Linked DNA regions of Homo sapiens: region 2 is linked to region 1. The links are chromatin loops, found by intact Hi-C in ENCODE. Cell type or tissue: endothelial cell of umbilical vein. All regions are shown on one strand. Each heading gives the region's core, and the rest is flanking DNA. Links, peaks and the distances in the headings are about the cores only.

Region 1 (8,336 bases), core at 170-8,169:
AGCAAGCCAGTGTCTCGAACAGATCATGTCAATTGTAGGTCATGCCAATCCAGCGTCTTCAGGGCACTGATCAAGGGTGAAGCCCAGTGCTGGCCCAAAGTACGTAATCAAATATTCGTTAAACAAATATTTATTAAATAAATCAATTGGTAAAGAAGGGCCCATCCTGAGTGATGAATAAGCATGTCAGAGAGGCTAGGGTTGGCCATGCTTCCTCCCTCGTAGAGGATCACCCTGGTAAAAGGGCTCTACTAAAATCAGAAGGTGTGAGCTGAAACCCAACCAGAACCTGTTTTTTCTGAATCTCTACTCAGGGTTTCTGCCATTCCACTATGGCTTCTTCCCCAGGGATAGCAGCCTGAGGTTTCCTGAACTTCAATGTGGAGATAAATAATTTTGGGTTTTTAAAAAGTTGGAAAGAAAAACAAACACAAAAGAATTCCCATTCCTGTCTCCACTTAACTCAGAAGCAAATGTGAGTCCTGTTAGCAGCACTGTAAACCAGTACAACCACTGTGGACAACAGTATGGAGGTTTCTCAGAAAACTAAAAATAGGACTACCATATGATCCAGCAATCCCACTACTAGCCATTTATTTATCCAAAGGAAAAAAAATCAGTATATCCAAGAGATATCTGCACCCTCGTGTTTACTGCATCACTACATCACAATAGCCAAGATATGGAATCAACCCAAGTGTCCAAAACCAGATGAATGGATAAGGAAAATGTGGCATATATACATAATGGAATATTATTCAGCCATAAAAAATGAAATCCTGGCCAGGCACAGTGGCTCATGCCTGTAATCCCAACACTTTGGGTGGCTGAGATGGGCAGATCACCTGAAGTCAGGAGTTCAAGACCAGCCTGGCCAACACAGCAAAACCCCGTCTCTACTAAAACTACAAAAATTAGCCAGGTGTGATGGCGTGTGCCTGTAATCCCAGCTACTCAGGAGGCTGAGGCAGGAGAATCTCTTGAACCCGAGAGGCGGAGGTTGCAGTGAGCCAAGATCATGCCACTGCACTCCAGCCTGGGCAACAGAGCAAGACTCCGTCTCAAAATAAATAAATAAATAAATAAAAATCCTGTCATTTGCAGCAACATGGATGAGCCTGAAGGACATTATGTTAAGTGAAATAAGCCAGGCACAGAAAGTTAAACACCCCGCCAAGCACGGTGGCTCACACCTGTAATCCCCGCACTTTGAGAGGCCAATGTGGGCGGATCACCTGAGGTCAGGAGTTCAAGACCAGCTTGGCCAACATGGCAAAACCCCATCTCTACTAAAAATACAAAAATTAGCTGGGCATGGTGGCACACACCTGTAATCCCAGCTACTCGGGAGGCTGAAGCAGGAGAATCGCTTAAACCTGGGAGGCAGAGGTTGCAGTGAGCCAAGATCATGCCACTGCACTCCAGCCTGGGCAACATAGTGAGACCCTGTCTCACAAAAAGAAATGATAAATGTTTGAGATGGTGAGTATGCTAATTACTCTGATCTGATCACTATATATTGTATATATCAAAACACTGCTATGTACCCCATAAATATGTACAATTTATGTATGCATTTATTATGATGTGTCAGGTTAAAAAAATCAAAATTAGGCTGGGTACAGCAGCTCACACCTGTAAATCCCAACACTTTGGGAGACCAAGGTGGGAGGACAGCTTGAAGCCAGAAGCTAGAGATCATCCTGGGCAATATAGCAAGACCATCTCTATTTAAAAAAAAAAATCAAGTTAAAAAATAATAAAAATTTTAAAATTAAAAATTAGAAAAAAACTAAGTCATGAGGACAAGGCCATTGGTCTATGCTCTCCTGTTTTCTGTGTACGTGTCAGAGGTAGCAGGGAGTAAGGGTAGTAACAGCTGGGGCCTGAAAGTGATAGATAGGATAGAAGTCCTGATCAAAGAAGGTCCCTTTGTTCTCTCTTAGATTAATCAGGGATTCAAGAGTGCAAGATGGGCTGCAGGCCCAGACCCACTGCCACAGAGGGCCCACTGGATGCTCACCCTTAGTAGGCACCCATGGTCTTCTTTTCGGGCCTAGACGCTGCTCTCTCCCTAAAGAGAAGACAGTGGTCTTGTTTGGGAGGAAAGAACCTAAAAATGAAGTTTCCAAAGTTGGCAGAAAATTCCCAGCCAGTCCTTCAGTTTGACAGGAATACAGGAGCTGACCCGGATGGGGTAGCATTTCAAGATGTAGTCCCCAGAAGAGAACTGTTTATATGCCTAGATCCCTGCCTAAGCCAGGCCCTGAGGATCTAGGCACAGCATGAGGTTAAAGACTGTGTCTCAGAAGAACATTAAGGTTTGAAGGAACAATAACAAAATGTCTGCATGTGTGTTTGGGGAAGGAGGAGTGTCATCCTCTCACATGCACTGGCCCTCCCACCTGTTGCCCAAGAACAATAAGCCCACTGTTATTTACTGAGCAATTCAACATAGACGCTTCCCACACCAAGCACTTCACTAAGCACAAACAAACTCATCTCGGTGGTACACTGTCCAAAGCCTTCAACAAACTGGGTTCTCTCTCATGTCTCCAGTTAGCTGGGCTGAGACACAAAAGTAACCAGGCCAGATGCTACCTCTGTCTTGGCACCAGCAGCTGAGAGGTACTTTGGTGTCTGGGCCTGCCAGTTTCAAATAAGCAACCCTCTCTTTGCCTATCATCAGAAGCACCCAGGTGAGCTGTAGCCCAGCTACAGCAAAAGGGATTAGCAATGGTTTCCCCTCACCTACCCCATGTCACTGAACTATAAGATGGCTCTTTCCTGGAGAGAAGTTTGGAAGAGTCAGAGAGAAAAGCAGAGAGTAAGTCAAATAATTACAAGTAACTTGCCTGGAGCATGGACCTCCGAGCTGAGGGGATGAACATTACCATCCCCACTTCATAGATGAGAAAACTGAAGTGCATAGAGGCAGGTGACAGAAGGATGGAAATGAACACTTACTGAATGCCAACAATGTGTCGGCCTCATCACACACAGTCTCACTTAACATCACTGAGGTCACATTTACTCAGCCAACAAGTAGTGGAGGCGGGTCTTCTGGACATTCCTGGAGCTCCTTCCACAACTCCACCCACCTCTCCTGTCATGTTGTCTTCAGACACTGGCTTGGCAACTATTTTGGCTAAGACTCAAACATTCTGGCATAGGAAGCCTGGGCACATCTGGGAAGCACTGCTTGGGAAGGTCCCCTTGTCTCACTGGGGCAGAGGTTGTGAGTCAGCCCAGTTGGGTCTGAGCTCAATGACCTCATTTCCACCTGCCACCTCCCCAGGGGGCCACCCCTGCTGGGCTTTCAGTGGGGCTGCTGGTGTAGAGAAGAAGGCAAGTATAAGTGGGGCAGGGGAGCCAGAAGAAGGATGTGCCCTACCAACGCAATCCCAGAGTTCTAGTATCTTCCTTGGCCAGAGAATAGTCATCACAGCGTCACTCACACTGCCTTCATCAGGTCGGAAGCTAAACTCCATTGTTTAGGCTCCAGTTCCCACCATTTCCTGCTACTAAGAGTGGGGCCAAGGCAGGGCAGGGCAGGTCCTGGTCTGTTTTGCCTCTCTGGATGACAGCACTGTCTCAACTAGCTTTTTTCCATAAGAGGGAAAACAAGGTTTGCTTTGAATCTTTAGCCTAGGGGCCATTCTGCTCCTCCTCCTCTTCCTTCACTGACTAACTCACTTCTCAGCAAGTCAGCCTCTTCCCTGTTGACTTGGAAGTGGTAACTGGTACAGTTATCTGCTAGGACCTCTTCCAGACTCTCAATACAGCCCATAAAACCTGACTGGGGTTAACCTTTCCTATGCCTGTGCCTTTTCCCAGTAGCTTCTAGAAAGGAGAACAACACCCAACCTCACTCACACCTTAATGGGTTAGCAGTATTTCTTCAACCACTCCAACTGCTCCAGAGGGCGTCAGAGACAAGGGTCCCCTTTCATTTGTTTTGACCCAGCCCTGTCATCCGAAGCTCCTCAAGAAGCATTTCAACTGGAAGACAAGGGCACACTGGAAACTGAGAGTTACTCCTCCAATTACCATATGTGTGAGGGTTAGCAATGGAAATATAACCACCTTGTCCCTGTGGGAGCAGAGTTCAGGTCAGAGGTGAAAATTGAAAGAAAAAAATCAGAAACAGTGATGTCACTTTAGCAAGTTAGTTTCTTCGTTAATCCAGCCGTAATTGCATGGCCTTTTGTTCAACCTCAGGCCCAGGTAAACCCCTCTTGTTTTTCTCTCCACACGTGAAAGTCAGGAAGAAAACCATCTGCTTAGTGTCTGAACCTAACTTCAGTTCTTACTTTCAAAATCACCTTAGCCAAACCATACCCCCAGGGCAAATACTCTCCAGCCCCAACTCATCTCTCCTTCTTAGGCACATGGGCTGACACACCAGCTCCTTAGCATGGCCATTCCTCTTTTTACATTTTCTCATTATTTCAACCCATGCATCCTAGAATCTCATATGGCTTCTCCCTTCTGAACTTCAACTTGTCCTCTAAGAAAATAAACAGTCCAGAATCCCAAACTGTCAGACCTGAAAAAGACGTCAGAGATCACTCGATTCGAACCTTGCAACATACAGCTGGGGAAACTGAGGTCCAAAGAAAGGTAGGCACTGGCCCAGAGCCACACAGCTGCTAGGCAGTGTGGGAGGAGGGGCTAAAAACCTGGCTTTTGAGGCTGGGCGCGGTGGCTCACACTTGTAATCCCAGCACTTTGGGAGGCCAAGGTGGGAGGATCACCTGAGGTCAGGAGTTCGAGACCAGCCTGACCAATATGGTGACATCCTGTTTCTCCTAAAAATACAAAAAATTAGCCAGGCATGGTGTTGTGTGCCTGTTGTCCCAGCTACTAGGGCGGCTGAGACAGGAAAATTGCTTGAACCCGGGAAGCGGAGATTGCAGTGAGCCAAGATTGCGCCACTGCACTCCAGCCTGGGTGACGGAGCAAGACTCCATCTCAAAAAAAAAAAAAAAACCTGGCTTTTGATCCACTAGCCTATTTAGTAAGCCATAGTGCCAGCCTGACATTTAGAAAACAGTAGATACTTCAAGCATACTATTATTGATCTAAAAAAAAAACTATGTGGAGGAGGCTGGATCAATTTGTTTCCGTGAAAAACTCCAAGCTGGCACTGCTTGGAAGTTTAGCTTTCAACAGAGGGCAGGCCTAACTTTCAGGATCTGAGACAATCACCACCACCCATTCTAGGGAGACTAAATATTTTATAACACCATGGAAGGAGAACTCAGAGAGCCCTGTTTCCAGAACTGTTTTCTTTGGAAAAACTTGAATAGCAACTGGTTGGGAAGGCCCCCAGTAATAGGCATAGCCAAGACTCAAGCTGGGGATTGAGGAGGGCACAGAGCAGAGAAAGAGGAAGGGAATTTGAGTAATGGGTTCATATCCAGGCAGCCAAGAACAACAGATTCCTTCAACTCCCATAAAACTTCAAAGCTGCTGAAATAAAAGAAGTGCAGACCCATCATTAATAAAGTAAGTCTCCAGATGGGCAAAGCCCCTATCCGGGGCCACACCTAGCTGGGCTTCACTCTTTAGCGTCACTTTCCTGCTTGACCCAGCTTCCTGCCAGCAAGTTTTACAGGAAGTATTTGTAGACTGGAAACTGACCATTTTTGGCTGCCTGAATATGCCAGCTCTGCCCAGGGTGCCAGAAGAGGGCTCTATTCCCTCTGCTTAGGAACAGACTCCAGCAACCTCCAGCATCATACTTCTGAAGCACACTGGAGCTGATCCAAACCCAAACTTGGGTTCCATCTATTGCTCATGGGAATGTTAAAACTGCTGAAGCCAGGATTAGTCAAATATGCAGTTGCAGGGGGACGCTTCTGGCCCTAATCAAAAAGCTCTGTTTCCAGCTGAGCGTGGTGGCTCATGCCTGTAATCCCAGCACTTTGGGAGGGTGAGGCAAGCAGACCGCTTGAGCCCAGTTAAAGACCAGCCTGGGCAAAATGGCGAAATTCTGTCTCTACAAAAAGTACAAAAATTAGCTGGGCATGGTGGCGCACGCCTGTAGTCCCAGCTACTAATACTTACTTAGGAGGCTGAGGCATGAGAATCGCTTGCTTCAACACAGGAGGCAGAGGTTGCAGTGAGCCAAAATCTTGCCACTGCACTCTATCCTGTGCAACAGAGAGAGATCCTGTCAAAAAAAAACAAAAAACAAAAAACCTCTGTTTTCAACCCCAGGGGTAGGCTAAGGTTGGCTTCCTACCTACCTTGCTGGTAAGCTAAGAACCAAATCTAGTATCTGGGAAACCCACAGAAAACCCAGGAGCCCTTGTCCTGGAAATAATGGTCTCAGCATTTTGAGCTTTGGAGCCTTTTTGACCTTCCTCTTTCTAAAATTCAGTTTCCTAATCTATAAAACGGGTCTAATAATATCGACCTCAGTACAGGGTTATTGGGAGATTTAAGTTAACATAACAGACATGTTTGACACTGGAGGAAGAAAATAATTGAACAGTAATAAAAATAAAAATAATAATAATAATAGACATGAAAGTACTTGACACATCATAAGTAGAATGTGATGATTACTAATCCCTCCCCTTTTAGCCATATTATGACGAATATCCTACCTGTCAGGAATAATTTAAAACAAAAACCTGTTTCACTACAGAGGGCTAGGGGCTGCCCAAGAAGACCTCTAAAGAGCCCTTCTAGCATAAAGGACTCTCACTTTCAGGGAAAACTAAAAGGTGATTACATTTCTAGTTGGCAAGACAATGTGAAACCATGCACAACAGTTAAATACACATGTATTCCAGCATTATTTTAAATATTTTATCTCTTGAGAGAGATGGGGATTTCCTCCCCAAGAAGCAGAATCCTATGGAAAGGCAGAGCACAACACAGCACCTATGCTGCCTTATTATTTTCAAAGGCTGCCTGATCTTCCTTCCTTATTCTGGACTCTGCCTTGCCATTTTCTCCAGTTATGTCCCATTAACACACACAAGTCTGCAACCCTCAACACAACCCACTGGGACCTCCAAACTCCCTCAGATGGTATCCAGAAGATCACAAACTGTTTTTGTTTTGTTTTGTTTTGTTTTGTTTTAGACAGAGTCTCACTCTGTCACCCAGGCTGGAGTGCAATGGCGTGATCTTGGCTCACTGCAACCCCCGTCTCCCGGGTTCAAGCAATTCCCCTGCTTCAGCCTCCCAAGTAGCTGCAATTACAGGCACCCACCACTATGTCTGGCTAATTTTTGTATTTTTAGTAGAGAAGGGGTTTCACCCTGTTGTCCAGGCTGGTCTTGAACTCCTGGCCTTAAGTGATTCGACCGCCTTTGCCTCCCAAAGTGCTGCGATTACAGGCGTGAGCCACCACGCCTGGCCTGGGATGGTGTTAATATGACTAGAGGGATGTCTGATAGAAGGGAAACACAGCAAGTAAAGAGCAACTGAAAGGCCGGGTGCGGTGGCTCACGCCTGTAATCCCAACACTTTGGGAGGCCAAGGCGGGCAGATCACTTGAGGCCAGGAGTTCAAGACCAGCCTGGCCAACATGGTGAAACCCCGTCTCTACTAAAAATACAAAAATTAGCCAGGTGTAGCGGTGCATTCTTGTAGTCCCAGCTACTTGGGAGGCTGAGGAAGGAGAATCGCTTGAACCCGGGAGGCAGAGGTTGCAGTGAGCCGAGATTGCACCACTGTCCTGCAGCATGGGCGACAGGCGACAGAGGAAGACTCCGTCTCAAAAAAAAAAAAAAAAGCCAATTGAATACGGTCCACATCCACAAAAGATCAAGGATGCAAGGATGCAGTCAGTTCTGCTACTGCCCTCAAATCCCTCTGCACCTTGGCCTCCCTATTTGTAAAGTAGTGCAGGGATTATCCCTGCTCCTCCCTACCTAAAATCATCACTACACACCATCACATACACCACTGTGCACTAAAGTAATGTCTCTGTAGTAAGAGGAACATAGCTTTGTATTCTGAAAACCTGATCTCAAGATCCAGGTCTACCAATAATAAACCATGAACTCTTAAATTTCAACTTGTAACGTGGGCATAATGATGCCACCATGGCAGGAGTGTTGTGCAGTGCTTAATGAGGTATATCCCAAACTTAGCTTACCATAAGAATTTGGCACTGGTCAAAAAGTCCAGACTTCTGGACACCACCCCAAGCTTACTGAAATGGACTCTCCAGAGAAGACGCTGGGGAATTAGCATTTTAACAAATGCCTCAGGTGATTCTTTCCATCTGAAAAGTTCAAAGAAACAACACATGGCCTTGATGCTGTTGAAATGAGAGAACAGGACCAGGGATCTCTGGTCATCCAAAATGC
Region 2 (8,336 bases), core at 262-8,261, 61 kb after region 1:
CAGTCACATCTTTTTTATTTTATTTTATTTTATTTTATTTTATTTATTTTATTTATTTTATTTTATTTTATTTTAATCTTTGAGATGGAGGCTCACACTGTCACCCAGGCTGGAGTGCAGTGTCATGATCTCGGCTCACTGCAACTTCCGCCTCCCAGGTTCAAGCGATTCTCCTGCCTCAGCCTCCCAAGTAGCTGGGATTACAAGTGCGTGCCACCACGCCTGGCTAATTTTTAGTAGAGACGGGGTTTCACCGTGTTAGCCAGGATGGTCTTGATCTTCTGACCTCGTGATCCACCCATCTCGGCCTCCCAAAGTGCTGGGATTACAGGCGTGGGCCACCACGTCCAGTCCTCTCTTTTATTTATTTTTTATTTTTACTTTTATTTTTGAGACGGAGTCTCTCTCTGTTGCCCAGGCTGGAGTGCAGTGGCACGATCTTGGCTCACTGCAACCTCTGCCTCCCAGATTCAAGCAATTCTCCTGCCTCAGCCTCCCAAGTAGCTGAGATCACAGGCGCCCACGACCACGCCCGGCTAATTTTTGTATTTTTAGTAGAGAAGGGGTTTCACCACGTTGGCCAGGCTGGTCTTGAACTCCTGACCTCAGGCGATCTGCCCACGTCGGCCTCCCAAAGTGCTGGGATTACAGGCGTGAGCCACCGCGCCTCCCAAAGTGTTGGGATTAAATGCATGAGTGACCACTCCAGGCCTCAAAAACCCTTCTGATCATTCCTCTCCTCAAACTTGTCCCCTTCCAGAGATCTAAGAGTCATCTTTAATATCTTCTTTTTCCTCACGCCCCCCCCACCCCCTCCAGCCATTTCAACCCACTGCTAAGTTCTATCAATGAGCCATTCTAAAAACTTTCAAATCTGTCTGCTTCTCTCTATGTCCACTGCCACTACCCTGGTCCCAGCCCAGTCGAATGGACAACTACATCAGGTTCCTAACTGATTTTCCCACATCCTTTTTGGCTCTCCTCCATCCATTTGTCCACAAAGAAGCCAGAGAAATATTTTCAATATGCAAAATCATGTCATTCTCCAGCTTAAAAACCTTCAATGGCTTCTCCCCTGTGCTTTTATGATGAAAAGAATCGTTGTCATGGCCTTTAAAAGGCATTTATGGTATGGCTCCTACCTATTTCTCTAGCCTCTCTCTACCAACTCTCTCTGTCACTGCTTGCATTCCAGCCACACTAGCCATTTTTCCATCTCTAAAATGTGTTATGCTTCCTCCAATCCATCCCCCATGAAGGTCTTTGCATACTATGCATTCTGCAGGGGAGCACATGTTTCCCCACCTTCACCATTTACCTAGTTAACACCAATTCAATCCTTCCTTTAGATCAAATATCACTACTTGTGGAACTCTCTAAAACCCACCATATGTCAGGATCCCTACCACATGTCCTTAGAGAACTAACCACCTGGCTGGGTGCAGTGGCTTACGCCTGTAATCCCAGCACTTTGGGAAGCCGAGGTGGGCGGATCACGAGGTCAGGAGTTCGAGACCAGCCTGGCCAACATGGCAAAATCCCACCTCTACTAAAAATCCAAAAAATTAGCTGGGTGTGGTGGCAGGCACCTGTAATCCCAGCTGCTTGGGAGGCTGAGGCAGGAGAATTGCTTGAACCCGGGAGGTGGAGGTTGCAGTGAGCCGAGATCACGCCATTGCACTCCAACCTGGATGACAGTGCAAGACTCCATCTCAAAAAAAAAAAAAAAAAGAGATAGAGCAAACTAACCACCTTTCCTCCATAGAACTTACTAACTTACTACAGTTTGCAAATATACAATTATTTGAGTCTTGAGTTGATTAATGTCTGTCTCCCCAAGTAAACCATAAGTTTCATTAAGGCAGGAACAGTGTTTGCTTTTTATCTCTATTGAAAACCAGTGTCTATAATAAGAGTGAATGAGAGGTGGTGAATTCACAAAGGGCCTTGTACCTCATACTAGGGTTTGTTTTTTTGTTTTGTTTTGTTTTGTTTTGAGATGGAGCTTCACTCTTGTTGCCCAGGCTGGAGTGCAATGGTGCGATCTCGGCTCACCACAACCTCCGCTCCCCGGGTTCAAGAGATTCTCCTGCCTCAGCCTCTCGAGTAGCTGGGATTACAGGCATGCACCACCACACCCATCTAATTTATTGTATTTTTAGTAGAGATGGGGTTTCTCCATGTTGGACAGGCTGGTCTTGAACTTCCGACCTCAGGTGATCAGCCCGCCTTGGCCTCCCAAAGTGCTGGGATTACAAGCGTGAGCCACCACGCCCGGCCATACTAGGGGTCTTGAATGTTATCCTCGGGATAATGAGAAACTGCTTATAGTTTTAAAGCAGGGAAGTGACTTGATCAGGTTTTTGTTTTTAGAAAAGATAATGTCACATGCCAAAGGAAGACAGAATTGAGGGGATGAGATGAGATGGGGGATATAGAACTCAGTTTGGAAGCCATTGTAACAGCTCAGGCAAAAAATAATGAGGATGTGAGCTATGTTATCGTTATCTCCTCTGGGCCAGCTATCTCTCAACTCATTCATCTCTCAACTCATTCCACAAATGATTTGAAGTAACTCACCACAAGAAAGCAATAAAATTGTAAAATTAAATAAACACAACTTTAAAATCAGGATGAGAGAAGTGAAGATCAGGAAGTTAAAACTGAGGAACCCTGTTGAGGGGAGAAATGAAAGAGGAGAAATTATTAACAATAGAGTACAGACATGGAAGCCACAGGTCACATGCAACTGAGCTGTGAAAAGGGACACCCAGTTTTTATTGAACAAAAGGAAAAGATATACTCATGCTTCAGTTATGGACTTGGATGGTAGTAGAGGTTGAATATTCATTATCCAATATGCTTGAAACCAGAAGTGTTTTGAAATTATGATTTTTCCAAATTTTGGAATATTTGCATTATACAAATTGAGCATCTCTAATCCAAAAATCCAGAATTCAAAATGCTTCAAAATCTGAAACTTTTTGAGTGCCAACTTTTCGGATTAGGGATACTAGACCTATATTAGAAATGGGGAGAAGAGGATAAATTTGAGGGATTAAAGAGGTATTACAGAACAGATAGGAATTAGTGATTAGAAGCCCTATAATAGTACCAACTTGCGGAGCAGAAGGAAGAGAATGAAGTTTTTGGACATGGTGAATTTGAGGTACCCATGAACCATCAAGGTGGAGGCAGCTGGGCAGTTTTATCTCAATGTTTCCTCCTTCATCCCTGCTCTGTTTCACCTCACCAAGCGTTTCCTCTATGTTGGAGCCACACCTAAGCATTTCCACATAGATTCAAAGTTCTGTGTCTTTGAGCCTTCTGCTCCTCAGTTTTATAATCTTTTTCCACTTGACCAACTCATACTCACTCTTCACAATACAAGTCAAATGTCATTTTCTGAGAAAAGAAAAGCTGTCCCCCTCACCACCACCCCCGCCCCGCCTACAGAAACTCCCTTTCTTCTCTGTGCCCCCGCAATGCTTTGGACACTCAACTCCCGACAAACATGCTTTAGGGAAAATCCATGGGAGCAGAAAGAAAGGAAAATCTGTGCTATCGAGACCTGGGAGTAGGAGGGTTCATTACATGAAGCCCAGAAGAGAGGTAGGAAAAACTCCACTGATACAGATGAGAGCAATAAGCAAAGCAGAGACCTTGAGGGATGCATTGTCAGAGGCCAGCTATCAGCTATCAGAAGCGAGGAGGGTCCTGATAGCTCCAGGCTCAGAGCAGCCTGGGAAGCACACTTGGGGAAGGATAGCCTGAAGGCCTGCCAGCCTAGGCCTGGAGTCTACATGGCTCAGCCTAAACCAAGCCCAGACAGGGGAGGGTGGGGCTGGGCCTCCTCCCAGCCCAGTAGCCCAGGGATGACTCAGGGCTTGGCATCAGCTCCAGTACTTGGCAGTTTGTGCTAGAAGAGTGATTGTTAGCTCTGTTCTGAGATTGGGGGTAACTCTAACTTTTCCATTGTTTTTAAAATCCCCCTCTGTTTGCCCTGGAGTTATGAGTGGCTATTTAAATCCCTTCATGGTGTTCTGACACCTACAGGGAAAAGTCCAAATTCCTTAACAGGGCATATATGATCAGTCTCATCTCTTGTCCCATCACCCTGCTCTCCAGTAATCCCAAGCCCTGGATTGGACTGAAAAGCCATGTTGTCTGCCTCCTCTGGGTCATTGGACATGTTTCCACTGCCTAGAATGTCATTCCCCTAATGGCTTCCCCCACTTACCAGGAGAACTATTACTTTTATTCTAGTCTCAGCTCACCTCATCTGAGAAGTCCCTGACCATAGCTGCTTCCTCAGTCTGAATTTGATTCCCCCTGCCCTGAGCTGCCACTGTCCCTTGAGCTTCCTTTTTTCTTTGTACTCAAATAGTATTTGTGGGATAAATAAAACATAATGTCCTTTTTATGGGATTATGGGGGTCAGAGAGGTGGTTGGTCAGTGATACGCAGTTCTGAGACGACGGAGCTGGGCATAATGATGTGCTAAGTTTGAACCCCAGCTCTGCCACTAATAAACTGTATGATCTTGAATCAGTTATTTTACCTCTCTAGGCCTCCATCTTTCCATCTGTTTGATGGTGGGATAGGACTAAGAAGTGTCTATGGTCCCTTCCAGCTCTGATATCCTAGGATTTAGGGGAAAAGGTAAAGGAACTCATGGGAGAGAAGGAAAGAATATATGAAAGCCAGCCTACCACCACAAAGGATGTTACAGATTTAATTGGCAAGCATCCTGTGACCTTTTCAGCCTGGCAGGTACTGCTTATTATTTATAACATTCCATCCTGAAGTGCTATACATATCACTGAGCCCTTTTGCTAATGTTATTCCATTTTGCAGCAGCCAGTGAGAGAGGCAGAACAAGGATTTAAAAGCTGGCCCCATTTTACAGAAGAGAAAACTGAGGGAGAGAAAAAAGTGGTTGTCCCAATCAGTGCTCAAATAACTTAAGGTCTAAATACTTGCAGTCACCCTGTGTAGGGTGACCAACATTTCCAGTTTGCTGGGAATGCAGAACTTTCCGTTTCAAAACCAGGAAAGTCCCAGGCAAACCAGAAAGTTAGGTCACCTTACATAGGTAATTAGCTTTCCAGCCCTCAATCACCCTTGAGACAATGGGTTGTAGCCAGGGAGCAATGGAGTAATACCATACCTTCCCAGTGGGTCCCACCTGACAGGGGACCAAGAAGCTAATCCAGCCCCTTTTTCTTCTCCCTCAAACTAGATTACATCTAACTAGGCTTCTCTTGGTTTAGTGATTCATAGCCCTGGCTGCACATTAGAATCACTTGGGAAGTTTTATAAAAACAACTATATCTGGACACCACCCCAGGCCAATTAAATTAGAACTTTCTAGCTTGAGTACAGTTGCTAGAACTTTCTAGCATCAATATTTTTAAAAGCTCTCTGGGTGATTCGAATGTGCGCTGGGCCTAGGAACTATGGAGCCTAGCTGGTTCTAAGATTTAACCACAGAGTACTTGGGCCCTTGAATAGAAAAACCCCTCCCCAAACGTCTCCTCCCACTCTTGCCTTGCCCAGCCTCCCAGCCTACAAATCTTCCTCTAGACACTCAGAAGCAGTCCTGTGCAGAATACAGAAGCCCTTCCCTACCCCTCCCCTTTCCTGGCAGCTTAAGGTGATCCTCTTCCCGGAATCATTGGCATTTTTGCAAAGGAATTTTGGAAAGCATTCAAGATTCAAAGTACAAAGCACTAATGAAAAATCAGACATTGGGGAGGTATCTTGAAACAAGGGAATAGGTCTAGTGCCCTTGGGAATCACACCACCTAGGTAACCACCTACCTATTCACCCTAATAACAGAGCCAATTTAAGCTCTCTGACTCAGAAGAAGGGAAGAGGAGGGAGGAATTCTAATCTAAGGGCTAGAAGACCTGCAGTTTCCACAGGTCAGATGCTCTGAGATAAGGGAGAAGCGAGTGGGATGGGGTGGCTAGGGAGGGGAGATCTCTCTGAGGGGATAGGGGTGGGAAGCTAAGCTGACTGGCCTTTGCTCTAACTCACAGCAGATCCCATTGGTTTTTTTTCCCTGAGGCCCCTGCCCTTGACTTTCCCATCAGCCTCAGGCAGGCCATGCACGTCCACATTTGTCAAGTCTGAGCCTCTCAAAAACTAGAAAAGAATGGACTCAGAGGTCATCTAACTCCCTGACCATCTCCTTACACACCTTCAGTGATGAGAAGCTCACTCCCAGTCCCTAGCTAGACAGCCTACTCAATCACAGGAGAGCTAGGGATTCAAAGAGCTGCATTTATATAAGTCAAAATCAGTTTCCCTGAGATTTACATTCTCTCTGGCCCAGATCCTTCAACTGTTTCCCTGACTTGAGTTCCACTCCCTCTCAGCCTACTTGCTTCCCTCTGGACAGACTCCAGTTTGTCACTTGTTTGTGTGACTTGTCTATGACTTGTGTCGCTTTGTGTGGTATGCCATGCCCAAACCTGGACCCTGGCGGACTCTGCCCAATGTACCTCCTTTCTTCCAAAATAATATATTTATTAGTATAATCCAGGATAACACACACACACACACACACACACACACACACACACACCATAATGTACACTCTACATTCTGGTTTATAACCTGCTTTTTTTCACTCAACAGTATTCTTGGGCATCTTTGCATGCCAATTAATATAGGTCTATTTCACCATTTTATGTGGCTTCATAGTGTTTCATTGCATGGATGTATTATAGTTTATTTAACCATTCTGCTAACAAAGGACACTGAGTTGTTTTCGTTTCTTTCTTTTTTTTTTTTTTTTTTTGAGATGGAGTTTCGCTCTTGTTGCCCAGGCTAGAGTGCAATGGCACACTCTCGGCTCACCGCAACCTCCGCCTTCTAGGTTCAAGCGATTCTCCTGCCTCAGCCTCCCGAGTAGCTGGGATTACAGGCATTCACCACCACACCCAGCTAATTTTGTATTTTTGGTAGAGACAGGGTTTCTCCATGTTGGTCACGCTGGTCTCGAACTCCCAACCTCAGGTGATCCACCTGCCTTGGCCTCCCAAAGTGCTGGGACTACAGGCATGAGCCACCGCGCCCGGCCAACACTGAGTTGTTTTCAATTTTACACTATCAAACAATTTTATGATAAATAACCTTAGGCATATATTTCTACACGCTTAGCTATATTTATTCCTCAGTAAACAAATTTTAAATTTTGATACATGATTTCAGTCTCCAGAGACAGTTTTCTAGCTTCCATTTCCATGAGAAATGGATACAAGAGCTATTATCCCCACATGCTCATCAACACTTGGTATCATCAGTCATTTTACTCTCTGTCAATATGCTAAAATATATATATATATATATATATATATATATATATATATATATATATATATACTTCACTTTTTTTTTTTTTTTGAGACCGAGTCTCACTCTGTTGCCCAGGCTGGAGTGCAGTGGCGTGATCTCGGCTCACTGAAACCTCTGCCTCCCAGGCTCAAGTGATTCTCCTGCCTCAGCCTCCCGAGTAGCTGGGATTACAGGCGCACACCTCCATGCCCAGCTAATTTTTGTATTTTTAGTAGAGACGGGGTTTTGCCATGTTTGCCACGCTGGTCTCAAACTCCTGACCTCAAGTGATCTGCCTGCCTTGGCCTCCCAAAGTGCTGGGATTACAGGCGTGAGCAACCACACCCAGCCTATCATTTGTCTTTTGAATTTGCTTTAACTTTTGCAACACAAAATAATTTTTATTTTACATTTATGTAGTCAACTGTACCACTAAAATAATACTTATTTTATTATTTCTGTCTTATGCCAAGATTTATTTATTTATTTATAGACAGATTCTTGCTCTGTCCCCCAGGCTGGAGTGCAATGGCGCGACCTTGGCTCACTGCAACCTCCGCCTCCCGGGTTCAAGCAATTCTCGTTCCTTAGCCTTCCAAGAAGCTGGAATTACAGGCATGAGCCACCACGCCCAGCTAATTTTTGTATTCTTAGTAGAGACAGAGTTTTGCCATGTTGCCCAGGCTGATCTGGGACTCCTGGCCTCAAGCAATCTGCCCACCTCGGCCTCTCAAAGTGCTGAGATTACAGATGTGAGCCACTGCGCCTGGCTCTGTGCTAAGATTATAAAATTATTAATACATATTTCCTTCTAGTACATTTAGGCTATCATACCTTTCCTCCTTTCTCTGCCCTCCATCAGAACTCACCATCTGCTACCCACTCCCCTCTGCTTCCTACTAGACTGATAAATTAAAGCTGATAAACTGAGATATGATAATATCAGGCCACGGAGTATGCTGTTCTGATATTTTAATAGTGAATTATTGGA

Evidence for each region. Hi-C counts contacts between places; a loop is a spot of excess contacts. Peaks named below come from ENCODE experiments on the same cell type or tissue, not always from the same donor. Only the 100,000 strongest peaks of a DNase experiment are listed, where the experiment ranks them.
Region 2: it touches region 1 in a loop (4-fold over the local background); 7 of 110 quality-filtered maps call a loop at or near these places.

What each region holds. Positions count from the first base shown.
Region 1 is chrX:65,701,428-65,709,763 of GRCh38, reverse strand. The region is part of intron 1 of MSN (moesin); the gene reads right to left. Among named protein-coding and RNA genes, the nearest start is that of MSN, 38 kb to the right of the region's middle. RefSeq lists an enhancer at 3,119-3,178 and a silencer at 5,437-5,609. In endothelial cell of umbilical vein, for the core only: a CTCF peak has its summit at 5,678 (motif pointing right); DNase peaks (open chromatin) are centred at 3,353, 3,583 and 5,663; H3K27ac peaks cover 4,714 bases.
Region 2 is chrX:65,640,608-65,648,943 of GRCh38, reverse strand. It overlaps a transcript of MSN not described here. Among named protein-coding and RNA genes, the nearest start is that of MSN, 23 kb to the left of the region's middle. In endothelial cell of umbilical vein, for the core only: no CTCF peak of the experiment used is centred there; a DNase peak (open chromatin) is centred at 3,893; H3K27ac peaks cover 938 bases.